Linked DNA regions of Mus musculus: region 1 is linked to region 2. A link is a loop called in an ENCODE intact Hi-C map of the cell type or tissue named here. Cell type or tissue: left cerebral cortex. All regions are shown on one strand. Each heading gives the region's core, and the rest is flanking DNA. Links, peaks and the distances in the headings are about the cores only. Region 1 has its middle 140 kb from the start of Gm33525. Region 2 holds the start of Klhl1 (kelch-like 1).

Region 1 (12,695 bases), core at 1,796-9,795, 390 kb before region 2:
TATCCCTCCCATCTCCTATATTCTGTTGGTGATGATGATGTATGAAGTTCCTGGTTGCTTACCTAGATTTTTCCATTGCCATGATTCCCTCTGTTTGTGTTTTATTTATTGCTTATTTTATTTTTCATATTTTGGACAGGTTTAGTCATTTCTTTCATGCATTCATTTTTTCTTGGCTTTCTTTGTCTTTATTAATTTCCCATCATTGTTTGCATTTTCCTGTTTGTGTGTGTGTGTGTGTGTATAGGTCTGCATTATTTATTCATTTCCTCCAATTGTTTATGTTCCTGGATTTCATTAAGGGATTTAAATATTTTCCTTTTTCAAAACCTCTATCACCTTTATAGTCACTTTTGCACTTTTGCTGTGTTGGAACATTCAGAGTTTGCTGTAGCTTGCCCTAGCTATAGTAGGTTGTGGTGTTGTGGGCCAGGATAAGATGGTAAGGAGACTAGTAGATGTAGGATAAGGCTAGACAGGCTCTGAGGAAGTGTTGGTGGTCTGTGGGTGCAGTTTGGTCTGAGGATCTGGGTGGCCTCTGAGAAATCAGGGGTCTTCCTTTGTAGTTGTGAGCCAAGATATAACAACCAGAGGATATAGGGAATAAGTGAATGTTGGGAGAAGACTACACAGGCTCTGATGAAATACTAGTAGCCTAAAGGCAGAGTTTTACTTAGATTTCTGGTTATAGGCTTGGTCAATGGTAGAACAGAAGTCTTCAGCTGGATTCGTGAGTCTGGATATCCCATATAATCTTTGTAAAAGTGTCCAACTTTATAGCTAGCAGATGTTTATCACAAAAAAAATGTGAGTAAGTAGTAAAAGCAGAAAAAATTAAAATTTAGTTAGCCTTTTTTTTTTGCAGAATTTAAAACAGTCCTCAGTTAACATTTTCTGTATTTTTATCATCTATTTCTAAATGTTTAGTGTTGCCTCATGACAACAATCTACATCTACAACAAAAACATTTAGCTTTGCATTAATTATTATGACTAGCTTTTGTTAGGTTTCCTCAAAGTTGTTGCAGTTAGAATGCCTTTGCTTTAACATATTTCCTTAGCAAGCTTTAATTTTAAACACACAAGCTTCTTTGCAACATTTAATTTAAACATTTTTATTTACATCAGAAAAGTTTACCTGCAATAACAATAATGTTCATTGCTTTAGTATGTGGAAGTACCAAATACAATCCAAGTACCTGCCCACAACTGACCTGTGATCAACTTGCATATGTGAAAAGAGTTCAAATTATGTCAAAGATCTTCTGTTTGTCTGCTTGTAACACAACTTTCTGGCAAAGCTCTGTAAAGCCCGGGGAAGTCAAAGGGAGAAAACAATATTATATACAGTCCTACAGACGCTCAGGCAGATCATGGATGCGTTTGACATTGGTTTCACTGTTTAGTGGCCATCTTACTGTTTGCAGCTTTTATAGAGAGCAATGTTTCTCCTCCCCTTCAGGATTCATACATCAAGTCGGTTTATCTTTGAATATAAAGTTGAAAATAACTAAGCAGGATTGAACTCATTGCATTCAGCCCTAGATATATAGCGATTAGCAATTCAGTTTCTTTATCAGAGGGAATCTAGTTCAATTCTCAGATCGATGTTAATTAAGAGTCCCAAACATTTCGTGATTGTTCTGCAGGCTGAGCAGTTTAAAGAATAGTCTGATCCATGGCCACAATGAGACCTGAAAAAATGTGCTCTAAGGCATTCCCAAGGTTGTGGGCCACTATTTACTGGAGTAGCTAGAGAAGGGAGTGTCTGGACACCTAATATGCCTTTCACTGACTGCATTACTCACCTTGACACCTAGATTCCATCAGAGTGAGCTACGGGTTATGAGAATTAAATGATGTTATCTGCTTAACTATTATTTGATGAATTTCTTAGCATTAGAAATCATAATTGCAGCTAATGTATTTGTCTTCATTGGCATAAGATTCACAAAATAATTATCACAGCAATTGTGCTTCCAATGTTTAAATAAAGTTTTTTCTTATATGGATAAATGAAATTAAATTTAGAAAACAGTGGCTCCTTATTCAATGAGTAATTAATGGGAAGTCCTACATTTTTGTGATGTTTAAAATGAAATATTTGTCACAGCCGCAGGCCTTTGAACACCGAGTCAATAGTTTGAGAGGTGTAGCCTTCCTGAAGGAAGAGTGTTATTGGGTGCAAAGACTTACACTATTTCTAGGTTCCTCAGCTTTGTACCTGGGGTTCAAGATATGGTCTCTCACCTGCTCGGGAAGCCATCATGTCGTTTTCTGTTGGCTATCCCAGCTCCGCCATCAAAAGCCTTAACGCATTGAAACAATAGCCTAACACAACTCTTTCTTCTATAGTTCACCTTGATAATGGTGTGACCAGCACAATATCTGAGCATAAAATATTGTCAGAAATACATTCAAAGAATTCTAAGGAAAATGAATAGAAAATGATTTGTATTTTTTTGTCTTAATAAGCATGCTTTTTCTACCTTGTTTTCTTATATTATGGAAAAGTCATAGGACTTTTATACAGTTGAACTGTAGCATATATTTCCATCAAGTTGCTTAGGTTGCATACTCTCTTGAGTCCTGTTGATTACAGCATCACTTAGTCAGTGAGTGTCACTGTCTTCCACTAATACTGCTCTCAGAGTGACTCTCTCGCTGAGTGTAAACGACTATTGCCATTTTGACCCTTGAGCTCAACTTTCTTCATAGTCCTGATATTTCAGATACATTAGTGTGTACCTGTGAAATGTCTTTCAAGGAGCATGAAATGGATGTGTTCTAAGGAAACTTAGTACAAGCAGGAAAATATGCTATCAGAAAAATTGTAAAGTATTAGGAAGAAAAAGAGCAGCAGAGTGGCAAATAAATGTTTTTACAAAAAAACATTGGATGAAGTAAAGGGAAAATGGAATAGGAGAATCTGTGAATGATTTTAAGTTTGCATATAAGATATTATTTCAGGATGAAGAGTGGCTCAAGAGTTTAGAGTACACACCACTCTTGCAGTTGACAAGGTAGATAGACAAGGGACATATTTTCAATTACCAACACCAATTTAGAGGCTCAAAAGTGCCTATAACTCTACTTGTAGGGCATTTGACAACTTCTTCTGGCCTGTTCAGGGACTGTAAGCCTGTGTTACACAGACATACATGAAGACAAAACATCTAGTTGCATAAATACAAATTAAATAAGGTATGCAATATTTGTAGACATAGATTACCTAATAACAATAATGTGTGAATAATGCTCCAGGGATGAAATTCAGTGTGTGGTATAAGCTTATCTGGGCTCTCTTTTTCACCAGAGAAACTGTTGTATAAGTTAGTCAGAATTCTCCTATCTATCTATCTATCTATCTATCTATCTATCTATCTATCTATCTATCTATCTATCTACCTATGAGGTTTATTTATGATTTATTATAATGACTTACATGCTGTGGTAGAGAAAATCCAGCAAAGGCTGACTAACAATGTAACGTCCAGGTTTGCCCTCTAGTTTGAGGTTTTATTTAATTACAGATGTAGTCAAGTTGACAATTAAGAATAGCCATTACAACTTGACACATTTGTATATAACATAAATATGTATATGTATATGAAATGTGTATAAATAAAATACATAAAATAATATTACAGAGAAAGATGTTTAATTTAAAATAATCCTTGTTACATTTAATTTTATGGCTTGTTAAGATGAAAGCAATTTTGTCTACTTATAAGCTAGCTTTATTTCCTTAATTTTCAAATAAAGACTTCAATATTGGGTATATATTTGGTATCATGGAATATAGAATGTCAACAATATTCTTTAGAATTGATTATCATTTTAACACTGTAATCATTAATACTGAAAAACTGACATGTAGGACTATTTCAGAAATACTTGGAAAGTTTGGGTGTGGAGATGGTTCAGTTGGTAAAGTATTGGCTGTAAAAACATGAGGATCTCCGTCTAATCCCCAACATCAATACAAACAGCATGGCCAGGACATATGTTCCTAGTCCCAGCACTGGGGTGTCGGAGACAGGCATATTCTTGGGTATTGCTGTCCAGTCTGTGTAATCCAGTTAGAACACCTACATCCCAGAAGTGGACTGTCACAAACATCAAATTGGAAGGCTTCTATGAAATGATATTAAACTTTATTTCTGTCTTACATTGCATATGTCTACATATACATATTTGTGTAAACATGTACATGCCTATGTACACGCAGAAACATGGTATAAATTATTGGAAATCTTGATGAGACTCAAATCAGCAATTTTAAAAATTGGAAATATCAAACATAACAAAATACAGTTGTAAGATATAATAATGAAAAACAAATATATATATATTTCCTACATTCATATATGTACACATATATGTATATTTACAATGTATATATTAATATATTTATAAATTCATATATATGAATATATATGTATATGAATGCATGAAAATTGACAAATTGGAAACCTTTGCTTTTCATGATTAAACTTTTATGTTTCTAACAGAGGACAATAGTTTGCATGTATAATAATCATGCTGTAATTTCTAATATCCAATATTCTTAAACCTGTTTTCAACACTTACATCGGGGCTGTCTCGTGTGTTGGCAGGTCCCATGCTCAGGTTGAGTGCTCACACACTTCAGCGAGATTGTCACCTGAAGCAATATGGCAAAACTTACAGAAGCATATCACATACGTCACACATTAATTTTAAATTAAGTTTCACTCATCATGCATTCAGAAACTTTCAGTGTTATCAGTGTCTCCATGAAGAATATCTCTGCAGCCCATCATTTCATACTTGTAGATAATAAAATAAACTCTCAGAGCACAGCAAGAGAGAAAACGACTGCCGTTCTCTCCCTGACTTTCCCCTTATTACTCACACATCACTGTTTTCATGAATCAGTATGCATCTTGGGAGGCCAAAGGATAGAAACAAAGACAGAAGAACGTTTAATATTAGGAAAGAAATGATTATTTATGAGTTTGCCAACTGATAATGTCATAATCCTTGCTTGAATATGTTATCTCAGAACTGCAAAACATGAGATCATGAAATGCTAAACTCATGTTCTCAAGCTAATGTTAATTATTTAGTTGACACAACGTATATCACACCACAAACGGTTAATAAATATTTAGAGGCAATGTTTTCTTGATATTAAAATTCATCAGAGAGAATACTTATTTAGTTATTAACCCATTGTAGTAATTTTTTAAAAAATGAAACCCAAAGTTAATTGACTTACTTGTAAGTGTGCAGATTTTTGCTTTAATTGGAAGCTTATCAAAATATATGGATTCACCCATGCATTATCTGAATCATTAAGGATAGTTTATTGGGTTAATATGTTTGGATAATTAGAATACAATTATCTAATATACTGTAAATTGAACAAAATACTTAAAGCTTTCGAATACTTTTCTTAAAGTGAAAACAAGAAATCATTTCTATTTATGAGTGGTTTTTTTTTATTTTTAATAGCCATGTCAAATGATCTACTTAAGCTTGTTTAGAAATTGAAATGTGATTAAACTAATGACAGTACTTTATTATGTCATACCAGATATAACCACCAGATGGTGGTAGACGATTAACTAATATTATCAGCCAGCTGCACCAGCCTGGGCATGAATTTATTTCAACTTTTGCTACCTTTTGGGCTTTCTTTCAAATCCAAACATTAAAAAATATTCTTTGTCATGTTAAGTTAGGTAGGAATGGAGGTGTGGGGTAGGGTTTGGGGTGGGTGTGTATGTAGTGGGCTTTAAGATAAATGTAGAGTTTGGGAGCCAGGGAGGAGATGGAGAAGGGAAAAATGCACCATCGAAAGTATTTTTTGAAAATCTCCAAAAACGAATAAAAACACTAGAAAATATCTTCTGAGTTGCGTTACGCCTTTTTTTTTTCCTAAATTTAAGACTGATGTTATTGAGATACAAAAGTTACTAAGGGTATAAAAGTTTCTCACTATCTCTGAAATGTGTGTTTTCTGTCTTACCCAAACTTTTATAATATAAAATTTGAACTTCTCCAAAGGGTTTTTTTTCATTTGTGTATAAAATTTATTAATGTAAACAGTGATTGAAGTATATACCAATTTATATTTCAATTCAAATTTCAAAGCAAGTTAATTATACTAATTATATATAGTACTAATTATCCTATACTTATAATGAAAATGCTGAGTCAATGCATATTAAAATATAATAGTACTTTTCAAATATTTATTCTTACTGTGCTAGCTTAGCAAAGACATGCAAATTTCAGGACTAACATCATCTAAAAATCAAGAGAAGGGCCTTGATGGAGTTAACATTTTGTCTTATGGATTTTGATGGAGAATTTGAAATATGTTTTCTTGGCAGCATCCACCCTGTTGCTTAATTCTCCTTTACTTTTCCATCACCACATTTGGATTTTTCCAAGATAACAAAAGGATTGCGTCGTGAAGTAATACCTCACGGTCATTTCAAACCATCAATCATTGAACTAAATGTACACCATTGACTGTTGATCTGGAATATAAATATATTAACTGTTTAAAACCACAATAGCTCTCATGCATTGTTCATAAAAACCTCTTAGGGACAATCACATGTACCTGGGAGGATTGTATCTCACAACGTAATGCTGAATGCAATACACTCCTTGTTGACTGAGAGCACAGGCTTAGCTCTTCAAGGCTCTTAACACTAAATTTTGAGTTTTGATAAAATATTCACACATACCAGTTAGCAATTATTATAAAAGTTGTGAAATGTAATATTACTGCTTTTTTCCTAAAAGTCTAAAAATACAAGAAAGCCAGAAAAAAAAATGTGCCCCTATATTTTCATGTCAAAGGATACAGTATAATCAATAGCTTCATGTTTTTGTTTTGGATCATGCTGCCTGGTATCCTGATACAGAGGAAGGAGTAGAGCACTCCTACATCTGCACATGCAATGTGTCCTTAGAATATGAGCAAACGGATGTAAATTTAAGTTCTGTCTCTTTCTTTATAAAAAAAGAATGAAAAATAGAGGAAAATCAAATAAAGGGTAAAAGGAAATTCATTGAAGATTAAGTAAAAAATAAAGAACTCTGAAAGAAAAAGTCTGTGGCGATTCAGATAAAGGATTTTCAATTGCTAATTAAAAAGAGATTAACCTCTTTCCTTAGATGCCCTTGAAGAAGAAGGTATCCTAGCTCAGCTCTAAGCCAAACACACATTTGGTCCCCTTACTGCTCAAGGGACGATAAAAGCACTGACCCAAATCAAAAGCACAATTCTGTGTGTGTGTGTGTGGTGTGTGTGGGGGGGCACTGAGAGGAGACGAGGAGGTGATATAGGATTGATATGGGGATGCAACATGCATAAAAAAATAATTACATTAAAAATACAATGATCATGGCCCACGGGTTCTCATGATGCTATTGATGATGGCTGTGTTGTCCCAGGCTGCTGTGCAGCAGAAATGGCAGTGGTAGAAGCTCTGATTCAATGAAGCCCATCTTGAAGGGCAGGCCTCACCTGGAGTTCAGTCATTTGTACACGCCTGGCTCAGTAATCTCAAGGTTCGTGCACAGAAATTTAGTTTTAACCTTCAGACATTAAAGTTCAAGGTGAACATTCATAATCAGATCAATTTGTAGTCGTGGATTTGACCACAGGTAAGTCAACGTTTGCGGCAGACATGGCTGTGAGGGATAAGCATTATGTAAGAAATGGCCACTTCCCAGTTCTGTGGTTGCCACCAACATTCCACTGTCTGATGAGAGCCTAAGAGTTGAATTTTTTTTCTTGAAGGATTGAAGAAGCTACCTTGTACCTGAATCTGTAATAGTACATAATGATATTGATATGGGTCATTTTTGTCTACACCTCGAGTGATTTTCTTCCTGTATCCAAAATGGGAGACAGGTCATTTGGCATATACTCAAAGTATAAGACTCTAAAATCATATATATATACACATACATACACACACACTATATATGCTGTAATATATATATTACAGCAAGTGTACATACATTGTACATACATAAAGCAGGTCTGTTTTCCCTGAAGTGATACAAAATTGTATATTAAAATAAGAAAATTGTCTATCTTGTTCATTAAATATACTTTGAAAATGCTTAATGGTTTAACAATTTCTCCTAAACAAGGCATGGTGCTCAAAGGGCTCCTTAAGAGGCCCAAACATGGCAAACACAGCACCAGAAGTCTTTACTTTGCTCCCTCCCTTCTCCTTTGCTAAGCCTTTAGATTGCATTCCTAAAGCTAACCCCCAAGGTCTATCCCTTTATTGGGCTCTTCACTCATTCCTGTCAAGGTCCAGCAATCAAATTTCATTATTTGACTACCCTGGCTAACCTGTCAAATCAGGATGCAGCAACTCATCCTAGCACAGACTCCCCCTTGTCCTCCTCCTCCTACCTTTGTCCAATCTGGAGGCAACCTCTTCACCACCCCTGTTTGTCATTCTGGGGTTACAAATATCTTTTGTGCTGAGATTTTGGTGTCTCTGTGTGTTCTGTACTGACTCAAATCGCTTTCATTTGTGGAAGTCTATAATCCTAGAATTTGGAAAATAACATCAGAAAGATCAAAAAATTCTGAGCCAGAGTGGGCTACAGGAGACCTCAGCTTAACATATCTATATCATCCATATTTATCTATCTCTGTCTCTCTGTCTCTTTCTCTTTCTCTCTGTCTTCCTATCTCTATCCCCCTCTCTATCTCTTTTCCTATCTCTATTTCTATCTTTATCTCTATGTGTGTGTTTGTATATGAATATGAATATCAATATATATATACACAAACACACAAGCACACACACACATACATTACAGATGCATTTTAAATTATCCAGCCAAATGCCTGTTAAAAATCTAAATTTTTGCTAGTGTGAAACACACTGGATAATGTATGAATTTCATAGTATCTCTAATAAATACTTAGGATGCTGGACCTTTCATATTTTGAAATAACTTGTAAAATGTTCCCCATAAGAAATGTTCATACCAGATATGTGTTGGCAGATTGGGTATGAGAATCAGAAATCTTAACCCCAAGCACTCCAAACAACCTGAGAATACAAGAGACAGAAAATGTTGCAAGTGTAATGACCATAGGAACAGGACCATTGAGCAAAACACAGGTTTTTAGGATATTTTCAAACTCTTAAGCTCTATGTATTTGCACAATGACTGTCACGAACTATCCTGTGTCATTTTTTCCCATCTAAATATTCTCTCTTGATTTTCCTCTATTTTGTTTTTATGTTTTTGATAATATCTGCAGTCTTGGAGAATGGGGTATGGAGGTTGATTTCTCAGTATTCTACAGTGACTGAAACAAAATTTTGAAACCTTAAAAACTGTTGATGGGAATCAAAGATTTAAACATGTGTCACAATGTTTTTAGCCTTTTGTTTTTGCTCCTTCTCACTTCAAGTAGGACCTATGAATTATACCAGCAGATTTCTGAAATACACCATGACTCGATGCCTATGGACACATTTTGGCAACAATAGACAGTAGATGAAGTGCTCACTTTTAAAAGTTTTAGGTCGACTTCGTGCAAGCTAAAGTTTTCTGAGAGAAAGGATACCCAGTTGATAAAATTCTCTCACAAAATCCAGCTGTGAGGTATTTTCTTAATTAGTGATTGATGAAGAAAAGCCCAGCCAATTATGGGTAGTGTTTTTCAGGGTTGGTTGTTCTGGGTTCTATAAGAATGCAGGCTGAACAAACCATGGGAAAAATATGGCAATATCCCTCTATGACACCTGATCAGCTGCACCTAAAGGTTCCTGATTTGTTAAAGTTCCCATCCTGACTTCCTTGGATAATGAACAGTGTTATAGAAACATGAGCTTAATAAACCCTTTCCTTCCCAACTTGTTTGTTCATGGTGTTTCATCACAGCAGTAGTAATCTTAATTAAGACACACCTCATGGGAACAAGAGACACCAGCCATCTCTGAATTCCACACTGCACTTTTTACAGTTTTTGCTTATTCCTGAAATTTTAAGAAACTGTAATCTTTGTGTATTCTGACACCTAGACAGAGGAAACTGTGGGAAGCCACATGTGCCGTTGCAGAGTGGCACTGACTACTGCTGGCCACCACGCATAAGTTTGGACAAACAACCAATGTGTACATATGCAGTAAAGTTTTTTGCAAAGACACTGCCTAGCCCGGGCATGATAATGAGGCTTTGGGAGTATAACCAATCAGATGTGAGACATACAAACTAGGTATGATAATGAGGCTCTATGAGGTACAGAGAGAGAGAGGGTAGCCAATCAGATGAGGAACATGCAAATGAGGCTTAGTGCATAACCAATCCGGGTGTGAGACACGCTTCTCCTAAGCCTATAGAAGCAGCACCAGTTCTGGGCTTGGGGGTCTCTTCGCCTCTGCAATCAAGCTCTCCCAATAAACGTGTGCAGAAGGATCCTGTTGCAGCGTCGTTACTGCTGGCCAGTCTGGTGTGCGCAAGAGGAAACAACTAAGTAATTCCCTTCACCACTAGTGATCACAACTCTAAGAACTTTCTATTTTTGTTTTTTGTTTTGTTTTTTTTTTTTGGGGGATCAGGGACACATCTGAACTTGTACAAACCATTTATAATATTTTTATTGGCTATTTCTCTCAAAATTCATGGATGATTCGTTTCTAAACCTAGATGTTAAAACCTTGTGCTATTGAAAGTACCTTCTGTCTTAAATAATTCTAATTATGTAATGTTTTGCAACATAACTACTTATTTAATTGTCATTTCCCATTTCACACTATAATTTTCTAGAAGTGAGCACAACTTATGATACCCGTACATGGTGAACATGAAATAAAAGTTCAATGTTTTTAATATGACAATGAAGGAGAATGAATGATACCACAAAAGAAGAGTTAAACATTTATGAAAATATAAGTATTTGGCCATTCTGATCATATTGGATTTATGAACACTGTGCCTGATTACCATGTAGAATTCGTGGCTTTTAGATAAATCTTCTAGAGTAATTTTCTTAATTATTCCTTATTGGTTAAAAAAGATTATCCATAGATTTATCTCTGATGGTTATAATCAGAAATTCATAAAAATCAATGATTTTGAAGGATGGCCAAGCATGATGCATGTCTCTTTTCTCCTTCTGATTGAAATACCTTTTCTTCAGACTTGCTCACGCTGAACACTTTACACACTTCTCTGCCCTTGCCAAGCAACTGAATCCCAAAGCTAAATAGATTCAAGAAGAAAGTATGTTTTTCACAGTGAGTCCGAGCAGGTTGTAAGCTATAGACAGAACATTTCAATTGAGGTTAGTGAAAGGATTTGTGAGGGACAGAAAGAAAAATGTAAGAAAATAAGTGAAGTATACAGTTTGAAATGTATAAGTAAGTTTTACTGTTTACCTTATAGGACTATGGCTTCTTTATTCACCAGACAGTTGCAAACAATGGATTCTGAGTGCCATTGACTTAAGGGCCATGAACTTTGACCCAGGGCTTTGGGGGCCAAGTAGCATTATACATGATTATAGGTAATACATTTTAAATCTAAAACTTATATTCTGTACTCCCCTTTGAGTCCCTGACTCTAGTTCATCTTTGAACTTCCAGAGGCTTATCTTAAACTTCTATTTCAGATATGTGTAGTAAGACACAGAATGATAAAATTTGGAAAAATCCAACCATATCAATGTCTACAAACTTGTGTAAGTTATTGTAGTTTGGTTACGTTTACAAACAATGCAATCTCAACATGGGGTATGAGAAGGTCACTTCCCTCTGCCAGCCTCACCATCTACAGTTTGTTATATGCAGCTGCTAAGAGCAAAGCTCATTACACCTTTCTCAGTGCTCTATCATTTGAGAAAATTCACACTTGGACTTTTGACCATTTGACCCTTTGCATCTAATTGACTTAAGTAGCATTCTAGAGAGGTCTCTATAAAAGAGGTTTAAGGGTTTTAAGATCTGGAGGGTCATAAATAAGATGAGTGCTGCCCTCTGAGGGGCAGTAAGAAAAAAATCTTTTTAATTCCTTACGTTTGGTGACCTTTGAACCTGTACTTTGAAAGGAAGTACTAGTGAACAGAGGTCTGACTTCCACCATGCCATTAAAACAGACCCACTGAGCCCATTAATATTTCATTAGCTTGTGTTTCTACCTATTATAACTATATACTTTTCAATGAGATGAAATGATTTTAGAAGTGATTTTTAGAGTGGTACATATAAAATTGTTCTATTCTTATTTTGCTTTTAAAAAATGTTTCTATTTCCTTTTGGGCTTGGTGACAACACATTAAGCTACCCCCGTAAAACAAGAGAGATTTGGCACTTAAATGAGGACAGTATTGCTGAGATAAAGAAGTTCTAGAATGATATTGCTTTCATGATGCAAAATATTAAAGGCTTTATTTTCAAACATTAAAATTGAAAGAGGTTCTCACTATCACAGATAAACTCATTAGAGGTTGATAATTTTCAAAGGGAGATGTTCTATGAATGCATCCTGAGATAGTCACTTACCATTACCAAGTTTTAGTGATGAGAACCAATAGTCAAAATGTGATTAGGATTTTTATAATAATACAGTTATACCTGACCAACAGAAAATTAAAAGGATAACAGTTTAATTAGATGGATATGTTTTTTAAAGAAATTGGATCATTGCTAA
Region 2 (12,695 bases), core at 3,143-11,142:
ACCTGGGGATCCATCCCATAAACAACCACTAAACCCAGACACTATTGCAGATGCCAACAAGATTTTGCTGACAGGAGCCTGGTAAAGCTGTCTCTTGAGAGGCTCTGCCAGTGCCTGGCAAATACAGAAGTGGATGCTCACAATCATCCATTGGATGAAACACAGGGTCCTCAATGAAAGAGCTAGAGAAAGTACCCAAGGAGCTGAAGGGGTTTGCAGCCCTATAGGAAGAACAATAATATGAAATAACCAGAACCCCCACAGCTCCCTGGGACTAAACCACCAATCAAAGAAAACACATGGTGGGACTCTTGTCTCTAGCTGCATATGTAGCAGAGGATTGCCCAGTCAGTCATCAATAGGAGGAGAGGCCCTTGGTCTTGTGAATGCTCTATTCCTCAGTATAGGGGAATGCCAGGGCAAGGATGCAGGAGTGGGTGGGTTGGGGAATAGGGGAAGGGGAAGGAGATAGGGGATTTTTGGAGAGGAACCTAGAAAGGGGCTAACATTTGAAATGTAAATAAAGAAAATATCCAATAAAAATGAAATGAAATAATTTGAGCTAAATAGTCTGAAAAAGACTTTTTTTTTTTTTTTTTTTTTTTTTTTTAGAAAAAATTGACAATCTAAATCTTTCTATACCCAGGTGTTGGAGAAAATTCTCTGTTTATTTTGGGAAACCATTTTACACGAAGTAATGTAAAAAGGAATAAATAATGAATTTCATCATCTTTTGTTATTAACATCTTCTGCACACACTTTCAACATTCTCACTCAATCCTGAAGAAGACTGTGTCAGCTGTCTTGATATTACTGTGTGGGAACACCATGACCAAAAGCAACTCAGAGAAGCAACTTTTGGTTCTACATATCCTGAATCATAGTCCATTGAGGGAAGCTGAACTCAAACCATGGGGATCCAGGAACTGATACAGAGACCATTGAGGTATGCAGAGTTAACTCTCATGGCTAGCCAGGATACTTTCTGATTACACCCAGGACCTCCAGTCCAAAGGTAGCACCACCCTCAAGTACGTGTGTGGGTGGCAGAGACAGATAAGCAAATCCTAAGAGTTCTTTGGCCAGACAACCTAGCCCAAATGGCTAGCTTCTTGTTATGTAATGTACTGTTTCTGAAATCTCCCACATACACAAGTCCCAACAAAGAATAATTTGAAATCCATTTAAATTACAGGCTTTTTTATGCTATGAAATCACCATAATATTTAAATATAATGATTTATGCTTCATAGAATTTTATCAGTCCTACAGATAAATTTAAGTATATCATGCATAATAATAACATAACTTTATTAGCTCAAAAAAGTAAAGTTTGTTCAATTATTTGACTTGAGTATATTATAAGTTGGGACAAGCAAATCTTTGTATACACTGTGAAATTTTTCTTAGAAATGAAATACTTTTAAAATAATTTATTGTGTCTGCATATTTACATAAAATATCCCAATATTTTAGCTTTTCTTCTAGAACTATGTTCATATGAAATGTAATATTTGCATGAGTCAAATTCACTAAACATGAGATCAACCAGATGAAGGCCAATAAAAAAAAAACCTGAAAATGATGAATGAAATCTTCTCCACAGGGTCATGGAAATAAAGTCACAAAAGTCCCAGGGTTTTATATGAAGGTGTCTTTAAATGTTACTATGAATTCATGCATCTATGCAATTAATTTGCTAATTTACATGAGGAGCTATGAATCAAAAGGTCAAGTCAACCAGAGGTAGTGTATATGCAAATGGCCCCTGAGGAATAAGTACCACCCACAAGTGTTTAACAAGTCACTTAATTGCTGCTTAACTCTAAACCACACTGATACAACGATGAAGTTTAATAGATGTGGATTATAGTCTAACATGATGGTTATTTGTTTTAACATTTGACATTACATGTAGAATAATTAAAGATTACTGCTATGTAATACTCCTGCAAATATTTTTGAGAAGGTATATTACAATATTATCGTGGTTTAATATAAACAACTTGAATTTTGAATGTTTATGTTATGTGCTATTTACTAACTGGAATAATCTGTTTTTTTTCAATACATCAGTTCTGTTAAAATTAATTAAAACGGAAACTGTAAGTCCTTCTGAAAATAAGAACTTTAGTGGAACAGTAGTACACACACCTTTAATCCCAGCTCTTGGGCGGGAGGCAGTGTCAGAGAGATTTCAGTGAGTCAAAGGCCAGCCTGGTCTATGGCATGAGTTCCAGGACAGCCAGCGTTACACACTGGAACCCTGTCCCAAAAAAATCAGTGAAACAAAACAATACCAACAAACACACAGAAAAGAACTTTAAAATGTCAGCACTTGTTAAAATGTTACTCTTGCGTATTATTGTTTATGAACAACTTTATAGATGCTGTAGAATGGCTATCTAAAATATCTAGGAGAATCAGACTCGCTATGCTCACATATGCATTATTTTACTGATTTCATTCTGAAAATAATTAGAAAGCACAGAAGTGGATCGAAATCCAAATTTTCTAACTACATAAATATTGGATTTGTAGAACTTTTTAGATGTTGTATTTAGCATCAGGGTTGGATTTAATTATTGTCTGAATTAAACATCTGAATGCTGTGAATATTGGTAATATTTTCTCTGCATTTTGGGTAGAATTATGTAACAACTATGGCAATTCATTTAAAGACCTCGACGGACTGAGAGAAATTCAACTTAAGTCACCAATAGTGTTTGAATATATGGATCCCTTTTGTTTTTAAAATAATCTGTAGTGTTATTGTTGGCACTGTATTAGTGTATTAGTGTTCTCTGTAAGATTGCTTTGTTTGTTTATTTGTTTGTTTGTTTGTTTGTTTTGAGACGAGGTTTCTCTCTGTAGCCCTGTCCTGGAAATCACTCTGTAAACCAGACTGGCCTCAAAGTCAGAAATCCACTTGCCATTGCCTCCCAAGTGCTGGGATTAAAGGCATGAGCCACCACTGCGCCTCTCTCTCTCTCTCTCTCTCTCTCTCTCTCTCTCTCTCTCTCTCTCTGTCTGTCTCTGTCTCTGTCTCTGTCTCTGTCTCTGTCTCTCTGTCTCTGTCTCTGTCTCTGTCTCTGTCTCTGTCTCTGTCTCTCTCTCTCTCTCTCTCTCTCTCTCTCTCTCTCTCTCTCTCTGTCTTTCTCTCCCCTTTTGGAAGATTGCTTGTCTTAAACCTTAGTTCATGTGGCTTACAAGTCTATTAGAAATTAGGATAAACTGAACAATTTTCCTGTGTGAACACTCCCAACTGTGTGAATACTCTCAACAACAGGCTGCAAGGAGCCCAGTTCTTTTATCGTCATTGCCATTGTCAATGGACCTGGTATGTGGTAATTTAAATTTGAACAGTGGATAAATAATCAGTTAAATGTTTAACAAGATATTGTTGAAAGGTTTTATTTATGAAAAATGATCCATGAATATAAGCAAATTCTTAATTCTTCTTTTTCCTCCATTCCCTCCACAAACTTTCCCTAAGTCCTTTCCTTCCCTTCCTTCCTTCCTTCCTTCCTTCCTTCCTTCCTTCCTTCCTTCCTTCCTTCCTTCCTTCCTTCCTTCCTTCCTTCTCCCCTCCTTCTCTCCCTCCCTCCTTCCTTCCTTCCCTTCCTCCCTTTCTCCTTCCTTCTTTCCTTTGCTTCTTTTCTATTTTGCTTCATTTTTCATAAGTTCATGAAATAAAAATAAAATCGCCATGTTTGCAAATCATTTTAGTGTAACCGGATTTCATAAGTCTTTATTTTGTAATGCCCAATCTTCAGATTTGATAATTCATATTAATGATATTTATATATGTTTTCTTTGATGGTAATTATTTCAGATGTATCCAGATGGTTTGAAGCTTCTTTCTCAAGCATAAACTCTTAGCTAGGGTGTAAGTCACTCTTTTTGGCCTGGAGAAACTTTAAGAATGGGACACAGCTTAAGAAGAATTCTTCTAGGGACAAAAAGAAGCCACAATGGCAGGAATGTATAGAAGATCTCAGTTAAGGGGGTTGAAAAGACTGCTCAAGCTTTGCTTGCTATGTCACTTCTAATCGCTACCTAAACAATATATAAGTAAAAAAAGCCACAGTTTTGTGACTCTGTTTAAAATTACAGTTTTCAATGTTCCTGTGATGTCCATGGCTGTACAGTCCTCGGCAATATTTGTCAATCATTCCAAGTTGACTTGATTTCTTGAAAAAATTGTTTTGTAATTTCTAATATTTGAATTTGTTAATATATTCTTTGTAAGAGTAATTATTTCAAACATTTAATATATTCAGATAGAATGATAACCATTAAACTAATTATATTAATAATAAGTGGAGACATTGCTTCAAGATTAACACTACTATAGGCCTCCCATATTTGTTTGACTGACAAAAAATGGCATATAATAATCACATATATATGTATGTAACATTCTAAATTTTTCTTCATATATATAAATTTCAATCTTATATAATATTTGAGTCATATAAGACATTAATTTATAAAGGGATAAAATTTAAGCTATGGAAACCAGAACTAGAATTTTAGAGAAAAGTGGGAATATAAAATTGAATTTGATGTTAAGACAAATAAATTTTATATTCTAGTGTGTTTTGACATTAAGTATCATGTAATGAAGAAAATCCAGAAAAAGTAGCCTTTCCTACATAATTTGATTTCAAAAATCAAGTTAGAAAATCCATGAGGTAGGAGTTTATACAGAAACCAATTAATTGAACGAAATTCAAATTTCTGCAGTATTTCTGATATAAGGGAAGTTTCTAGGCTATTTGTAACATTTAGTTTAATATGCTTCATTTTTTAAATTTTGTTTTGTTCTTTAGTTTTTTGGTTTTTTTTTTTTCCTCTAAGGGAAATAGTTGATTACATTCTTGGATAAACATGATCTGCCACCATTGTTTACTTTAAAAGATCTCTGCCTTTGTCGTGGTTGTTTTTATCATCGAATAGTGAGAGAAAATTCCAAACACAAGGGATTTCAGTCCAGCTGTCCTGGTATAAATCAATATTTAGATACACAATGGAGATTTTTTCTTTCTTTGAAAGTGTAGCCTTTGTGATCTTAGCTTCTTATTTCATTAAGATGTCCAATTCTATCTAGAAATATTTTCAGTTTTTCTTTGATTTATATTTAAGCTTGTAGCTCAGCCATCGGGTAAGAAAATAGTAATCTAAGTGTAGTGTAGTGTTTGATCCCAATGCCTTGTTGGACCTTCCTGAGCCAATGAATTACAAGGGACACTGCTGTATTCCTGAGTAGTGAACTCGCAGCTTTCCTGACTGACCCTCTAGCCCTGATCAAAGGTTACCCGGCTCCATTTTAAATGATCGTGAAGAAAAAGATAAGATATTTTAAAGTATTTTTAAAGAAAGGAGCCATAGCCTTCATCCTTCTGAAAGAAAATCTCAGCTTCCCTTGGCAGGCAGGCATCTATTTGCAGGACAGTAGCATTCTCTTGCTCCCACTCTCTTGTGCATTTATACCATGACTATGTATGAGAAGTTACCTTTCAAATATTCTGTTATTAGTTTAGTCCATTTTTGTTCTGTATCCCAAACTGTTTTGCTCATGAAGCTCTCACCAAACCCTGATTTTGCCAAGCCTGTGGCTTATATCCAGCCCATTTTCACATTTTTGCCTTGAGTCTCTGGTCCCCGGAGGTGAGGCACTGTCTGGCTGCATTAATAGCAGAGCCACAATGTAAGTGCCAGGACGATGGCATCATCACCCTTCGATGACAGCATCTCTGCTTTTTGCTGTGTCTCATACAGAAGAACGGAAGGCTAAAGGTTAAAGGATATGGCTTATTAAATAATTCAAGCCATTAACCTGCAACCTGCACACCGCGGCGGCCTATTAAGTTTACACTGCCATGATTCATGTTTGGTGTTTACTGATGCTAAAGCATTTTGCCTGTTTGCTTTACTTTTATTGCTATACAGTAATGTAGAGAGGAAGGAGGGTGAAAAAAGGTGACAGACTTACGCAAGGGGACAATAAGAGCAGCAGACTCACTTGCATAAAGAAGATTGAAGTCTTCCCACCCTCCCTCCATCTCTCAGTATAGGCCCCAGTGCACATCTGCGTCACTTACAGGGGAGGAGGGGGAGGCGCTGAGGCAGAGAGAAAAATCATACTGTGAGGACCTTGACAGCTTTCCTGGGCGGGCTTTTCTTTGGCTGCTCTATGTTTTTTCCCGGGATATTTATTTTTCTCCTTTACAAACTGACTATATAAAACCGCCCCTTTTCTCATCTCAGAAAGCATTTGACTGTCCTTCGGACACCTGGCAAGCTATCAGGGAATTATCCCAGAGGACAGGGACAGGGAGCAGGTGCACAGACCCGCCTAAGGGTTGGGGGGTGCACTACTTCTCGACTTGAGGCTCTTTTTCTCTGCACTCATCAAACACGGAACTCTGAGCTGCGAAGACAGGAGATCTGAATAGCTTCCAAACCACAGCTCGGCACCGAGTGTGTATCAGTGTGGCGGAGCCAGCTGCTGCCACCTCTGGAGCTGAGGAGAGCTCAAACCTCTCTCCCTTCCTCTTGCATTTCCAGCCTCTCTTTCCTCCGGGGGGGTCACCACGGGGGTCCCCGCAAGCTCCTCGTGGATTCTAAGCCCCTGGTATCCCAAGACGTCATTCGATCTAGACCGGAGCTTCCCCAAAGCTCAGATCCCAGCAAAAGGACCCAGACTGAGCCGCGAGGCTCTGCAGAGCGCTCAAGGTGCCGGTGTGGTCTCCTGGTGAGACGCACAGCCCCTTTTAAGCCACCTTTGGCACTCCGTGTACACCGGGTGAATCCTGCCTCCTCCTCTCTCTCCAGAAGCCACTGGCCACCCCAGTACGCTCGCCAGGCTACTGGTGTGTGAGCTGCAGTTCCTTGGTCCACGGTTCATTAAGCATGTCCGGCTCCGGGAGAAAAGACTTCGATGTGAAGCACATCCTGCGACTCCGCTGGAAACTCTTCAGCCATCCCTCGCCGGCCTCCAGTAGCCCAGCGGGGGGCAGCTGCCTGCAACAGGACAGCGGAGGAGGCAGCTTTGAGCACTGGGGTCCTAGCCAGAGTCGGCTGCTCAAAAACCAGGAAAAGGGCAGTGTGAGCGCTTTCTGGAAAAAGCCTTCTTCCTCCTCTTCCTCCTCCTCTTCCTCCTCGTCTTCTGCTTCATCTTCTCCTTTCAATCCGCTGAATGGCACCTTACTACCAGTTGCCACGAGGCTGCAGCAAGGGGCTCCCGGGCAGGGCACCCAGCAGCCCGCCAGGACTCTTTTCTACGTGGAGTCCCTAGAGGAGGAGGTAGTGACAGGCATGGACTTTTCTGGACCAGAGGACAAAGGATTGGCCCTGAAAGAGCTCCAAGCGGAGCCTGCCAGCTCTATCCAGGCAACAGGTGAAGGATGTGGACACAGGTACAGTAAGTTCCCACTGAGCAGGTGTCAGAATAGTTGCTGATTGCCGGTCATCCTGCCCACCTACTGTTCTCTCCTAAAGTTTGAACTGTATAGGATGAAAATCTGAGATAGATGCCAGCCTGTTTTGTTTTGTTTTTTTTAATTACCCAAGTTGCAATCTCATTAAAACTTTGCTCATTAATTTCCATTGGCTCAAACATGCACTCTTTTAACAAGCTTTTAGACTTAAAACTATCGAGTGCATATTGAATACATTGGAGAACCTTGGAGTTGAATGGTTCTTATTTCACAGATGATAGTGTCCTTCCATCACGCTTTAAGTCTTTAAGTTTTTCCATTATCTGCTGTGGGTGAAGTCAGCTTTGAACACCATCAAAGTGCATTTCATGTACTCTCCCTGTGACTGATTGAGCATGATTGTCTCCAATAGCTGTGGTTGGACTCTATGTGTGAGAAATAAGTACCGAAACACTGTCATAGCTCCGTCCCCTCCCCCCAAGGGTTGTCACCCTATCACAACTACCATCCCTTGGACCACTTTCTGCTCACTTTTGCCTCTGTCCATCTAAGTGTTAAAATGAAACTCCACGGACATTTCTCGGCAGATACTGTGATTTCTTTCAGAACTCGGCATACAAAAATACTGAAGTAACATTTATTCCCAGTTTATTTCAAGCATGACACTTTGCGTGGACTTTTGCTACACTAAAGATTCAGAGGATCCCTGGAATACAAGCAAAGCTTCAGCTTCCCAGTTTTTAGGATACTGAGTCATTATAATTCTAAATACATCATTTTCATTTGAGCATATGATGAGGATATGAAAGGATTTGCATTTAGATTCATATGATATCAGACTACATTAGAGAAGAAGAAAAAGACTAGAAACATTAGATAATCATAGCTAATATCCTAAAAAAATCTTGAATTGCCTCTGATAAACAAATTAGAAATGAAAAATTTTGAAATTTTTATTTAATTGGATCTTTTTTCATGAACTACATTAAGTTTGGAAAAATATATATGATAAAATGTTCCATAATTTTCATCACTTTGATGAACAGGATTGTATAAGATATCTTTAACATTTTTAATCATATAGTATTGTATTTGAATTATAAGAGCCTTGTATAATATTCTATTGATATATACTAAAATGATTAATATAATGTAGGATCATTTTTTATCAAAGAAAAAATAATTTGCATTCTTCAAGTTTGTCAAAAGTTTTCCACATATGATCCCTAAGTCTAAGTTTTCTGTTATCTAGTGAACTAAAATAGATGACTAAAATTAGAATAAGCAGATGCCATAAATATCATGAAACTCTGAGAGTTCATCTAGTCACTAGATACTTAGGATGATTAACTATTTAAATTTTGCTGGATTTTTGAGGAAAGAGAAAAGCTTACTGGGTAGAGAATTTCTGAAAAATATTTACTCTCTTGTATATTTTAAATGAACAACTATTGAGAAGGGTTTTTTTAGCTTTTTATTTACTCTTTAATAATTTCATAGAGTAATACAAATATTTAGATCATATATACTCCCTATTCTTTACTAAAACTCTCCCTGGATGCGTAAAGAATCCCAACTCATATCTTCTTCCTTTTAAAAGATAACAGACACTCAAATAGCTCAGAAAATACATACCATATATGTACATATATATGTAAAATTTTCAAATCAACTAGAATTAGCTAAGACTTTCAGAATAGCTATCTTTTATATTTAAAAAAAAAACTTTGCCTTATGAAATTTTAATGAGTAGTTTGGGTATCAGCATTCTATACAAACTTTAATAAAGTTGGAATTGGCAAATAATGAAGGAGAACAGATAATAGATTATAATCAAGTTTAAAATGTGAAACTATTTTAACCAAGAACCCAGCTAAGAATTATCTGTCAGAATTACTTTTGGAAATACCTCATTTCTTTTAATCACAGGAAGTTGTAAGTGGCAAGAATTCTGAAAACAATTCAATCAGCAACCAACATCCTCTTTACTGTTGGAATCAGAGTACCGCAAAATTTTGTATGTTGAATCTGTTAAAAGTAAACTTCAATTCCTTTTAAATTTTTACCAAACTTTTAAGGAATGTAGATAAACGTGACATTCTTTCTAGCTACTCTGAGGGCATATTTTTGTCTTTTTACAGTTTTACAGAACATTGACTCTGTGTTCATGACTGATTGAGAACCACCCAGTAAATGGAGCAATTAGTCATTCTCAATATATCTTAATTTCTAATAAGCATAGGGCTCATCGCCCAGGCACCATAGGAACTGCAGAGTAAAATACTTAGAAAAAACTTTATTTCAACTTACAACTTTATCCTATCTAATCTGGAATATAGATCTAACATGTTGGAAAACTCTGTACTATTCATAGTTGTGAATGATATTCAGATGAAGCAGCATATATATATATATATATATATATATATATGCTAAAAACTATAAAAACTTGATTGAATTGAATATATATCATATTTCTCATCAACTCTCCACTGCATAAAATTATCTCAACCTTAAAGCAAAGGTGAGCCTTCCCTTTTTCTTTTCTTTTCTTCTTTTCTTTTCTTTTCTTTTCTTTTCTTTTCTTTTCTTTTCTTTTCTTTTCTTTTCTTTTGCTCTGGTACTAAATAGAAATACTGTTTACATGACTATGGATCTTCAGTTAGTTAAGCCTGTTTTTTAAAACTGCAGGTGGAGAACATTCAGAAGAAAGATACTCATGATTTTTGAATGCTGGAAAAATCAAATTTTCATGGACTTGCAACATAAAGATTCCTTGACAGACATAAACCAACTTTCTACCAAAATGGTGCCATCTCACCCTCTTCAATACCTGCTACTTTATACCATGATAAACAAGTCTCAAGCTTCCAATGTCTTGATTATATCCTTGAAGATACTTTACAAAATAAGTTGATGATTCATTTCTTTCCTACTCACTAATTTACATATATTTATGTCCAAACATATTTAAAATATATGATTCCATACATTTCATATATGTTTCCAAAATTCTATCAGCTATGTAATAAGGCAAAAAAAAGAACACTTTATTCTCACATTTATATTTATATGGTACATGACATTGTATGGTTCATATATCATAGCTTTATAAATGACAATAGGAAAAAAAAACATGTTTTACCTGTTTGTTCTTTCTGCTTTATTAACAGTATATTTACCTGGTTCCATGTCTTTAGCAAGGACATAGACAAGAATTCCACACTTCTCTCTCTAAATCTACACATTCCATTATCTCTAGTCTCATATATTCACCTTTCCATCGGTCCTTTAGGATGAATGAAGAAATGAAAATGTAAATATAACTATGTACAGAATTTAATTACTCTTCCTTTTGCTTTATTTTATTTCTTTCTCCATTTCAGGAGCCCCTCTTACCTTAGTGTAAGCAAGTAAGAACTCCAAGGTCATGTTTATCACCATTGGTAGATATTTTTCCTTTAGAAATGTTATTTCCTGTCCAACATTTCTCTACCTCTAATGTTTTTTCCCATCCTAATAAATGTCTTCTTCCAATTCAATGATCTTCTGTATTAGGTCACCCTCAAACCTCATTTTCCATTATATCATCCACTCTCTCGTAACACTGAAGTCAGTAAAAATGATAACATTACAGAATGATCATCATTTCGTGTTCATTGTTCTGCTGCTAATTCCAGCACCACCAGCCCACCCACCCCCAACCCCCAAAACACACACACACACACACACACAAAGAATTCTACTGGATCAGAATTACTAATTCCAAGAATTACTGATCTCAGTCCAGATCATAACATGTTCACTTAATTTCAAGGAGGGTAAGAGATAGTTCATTCTGGAGCCAAATATGAGTGATTGTGTCCCAGCAACATGGATTTATGTGACCCCCCAAGTTCCATGCTCCAATGTGAAAACAATTCGTGAAGTTTTTACAGTAACTGAATGGAGAAAGTGATGCATAAAGGTACTTTTAAAATTCATTGGTGGAAACACTAAGTAGATAGTAACAAGGAAGTGAAATCTCACTTATAGGCATCGGATATTATCTGATGACTCTTAGACTTTAGTTTGGTGAAAACCAGGGGTTAGTTACATGAATAAAGTCTAAAGTCTTATATCTGTTATACACAGGGTTTTTGGTCTGACAGAAAATGGGAAAAATGGTGATTTGGAGGTCTGTAGATAGTCTAAGATAAAGTGTAATTAGGTTCTGGACCTGCAACAGTTAGAGCTATTCACAGTCATTGAAGTTTTAATTTGTCTTCAGCCTTTCAGATATTGCTTCTTCTAGGAATTTTAATTCCTAGAAGATAGCTACTTATGGTAGGTATGCTTTACCACCCATCTGCTACCTGGAGAACACTCCTGATAGCCATTCACCTCTGACTGTCACATCCAGAGTCTTTGTTTCAAATGAGCAGTGCCCTGGCCTCACACACTTACTCTCTCCTCTCTGGTAGTTGTGCTTTGTTCACCATGTCCATGTTTAGTTTTCCTCATTAACGGGATGTTGTGAATAATGCCTCTCCACTATTGTCAGTGAAATTCTTCATCTTCTAGCAACACCCTCTCTTTTGTGTTTTAGAGTAGCTATGTGGTATTTTCTTGTCCATTTGTATGGAAGGTCATTACACATGTTAACATCTGTGTTGATTTGACCATGTGTCTCTAATTGAAAATTCTAAGGGGAAAGGCTGTGTTGATTTCATATATCTCTTTGCTTCTGCATTAAAGCATTGCTATAAACTGTAGAATAATGAAGATTTTTAATGATCGAATGGAGTAGCACCAAGAACACTTGATCATTGAAAGATCATTGCTGAAACTTGGTGCTGTGTAAATTTATAATTGTAACACCCTATGATCTTGGTGCAGTTATTTATTTCATTGGTATTAGAAAACACACAATTGCTGAGCAGTAGGGGTGCATGCCTTTAATCCCAGCACTTGGGAGGCAGAGGCAGATGGATTTCTGAATTCAAGGCCAGGGATTGTGATTACCCTACTGTTGTGTCCGGCCAGCAGACCACAGCCTGGGTTCTAGCCTGGAAAGGCATTTTGGAAACCTGGAAGAGAAGAGGGGCTAGGTGGCGAGAGAAAGAAATGTAGCCAAGACAGTTACTCTGATCAAGGCTCAAATTTTATTGTTGCAACACTAGTTATGAAGGAAGTGGGAGGGGACCCGATTCCCGCCGAATAATCTCTGGTCCAGTAGAAAGGTAAACGTGTGTGGCTCCGCAGGTTCCA

The links. A loop is a pair of places that touch in the nucleus more often than their neighbours do. Peaks named below come from ENCODE experiments on the same cell type or tissue, not always from the same donor. Only the 100,000 strongest peaks of a DNase experiment are listed, where the experiment ranks them.
Region 1: it touches region 2 in a loop (4-fold over the local background); 7 of 42 quality-filtered maps call a loop at or near these places.

The regions. Positions count from the first base shown.
Region 1 is chr14:96,901,868-96,914,562 of GRCm38, reverse strand. It overlaps the pseudogene Gm20592. Among named protein-coding and RNA genes, the nearest start is that of Gm33525, 140 kb to the left of the region's middle. In left cerebral cortex, for the core only: a CTCF peak has its summit at 5,583 (motif pointing right); DNase peaks (open chromatin) are centred at 4,007 and 5,672.
Region 2 is chr14:96,512,541-96,525,235 of GRCm38, reverse strand. It overlaps Klhl1 (kelch-like 1), which reads left to right and starts at 6,202. Exons shown (of 11, transcript NM_053105.2): 1 at 6,202-7,424. The coding sequence starts at 6,919. In left cerebral cortex, for the core only: no CTCF peak of the experiment used is centred there; DNase peaks (open chromatin) are centred at 6,705, 6,895, 7,160, 7,969 and 2 more places; H3K4me3 peaks cover 2,186 bases; H3K27ac peaks cover 1,014 bases.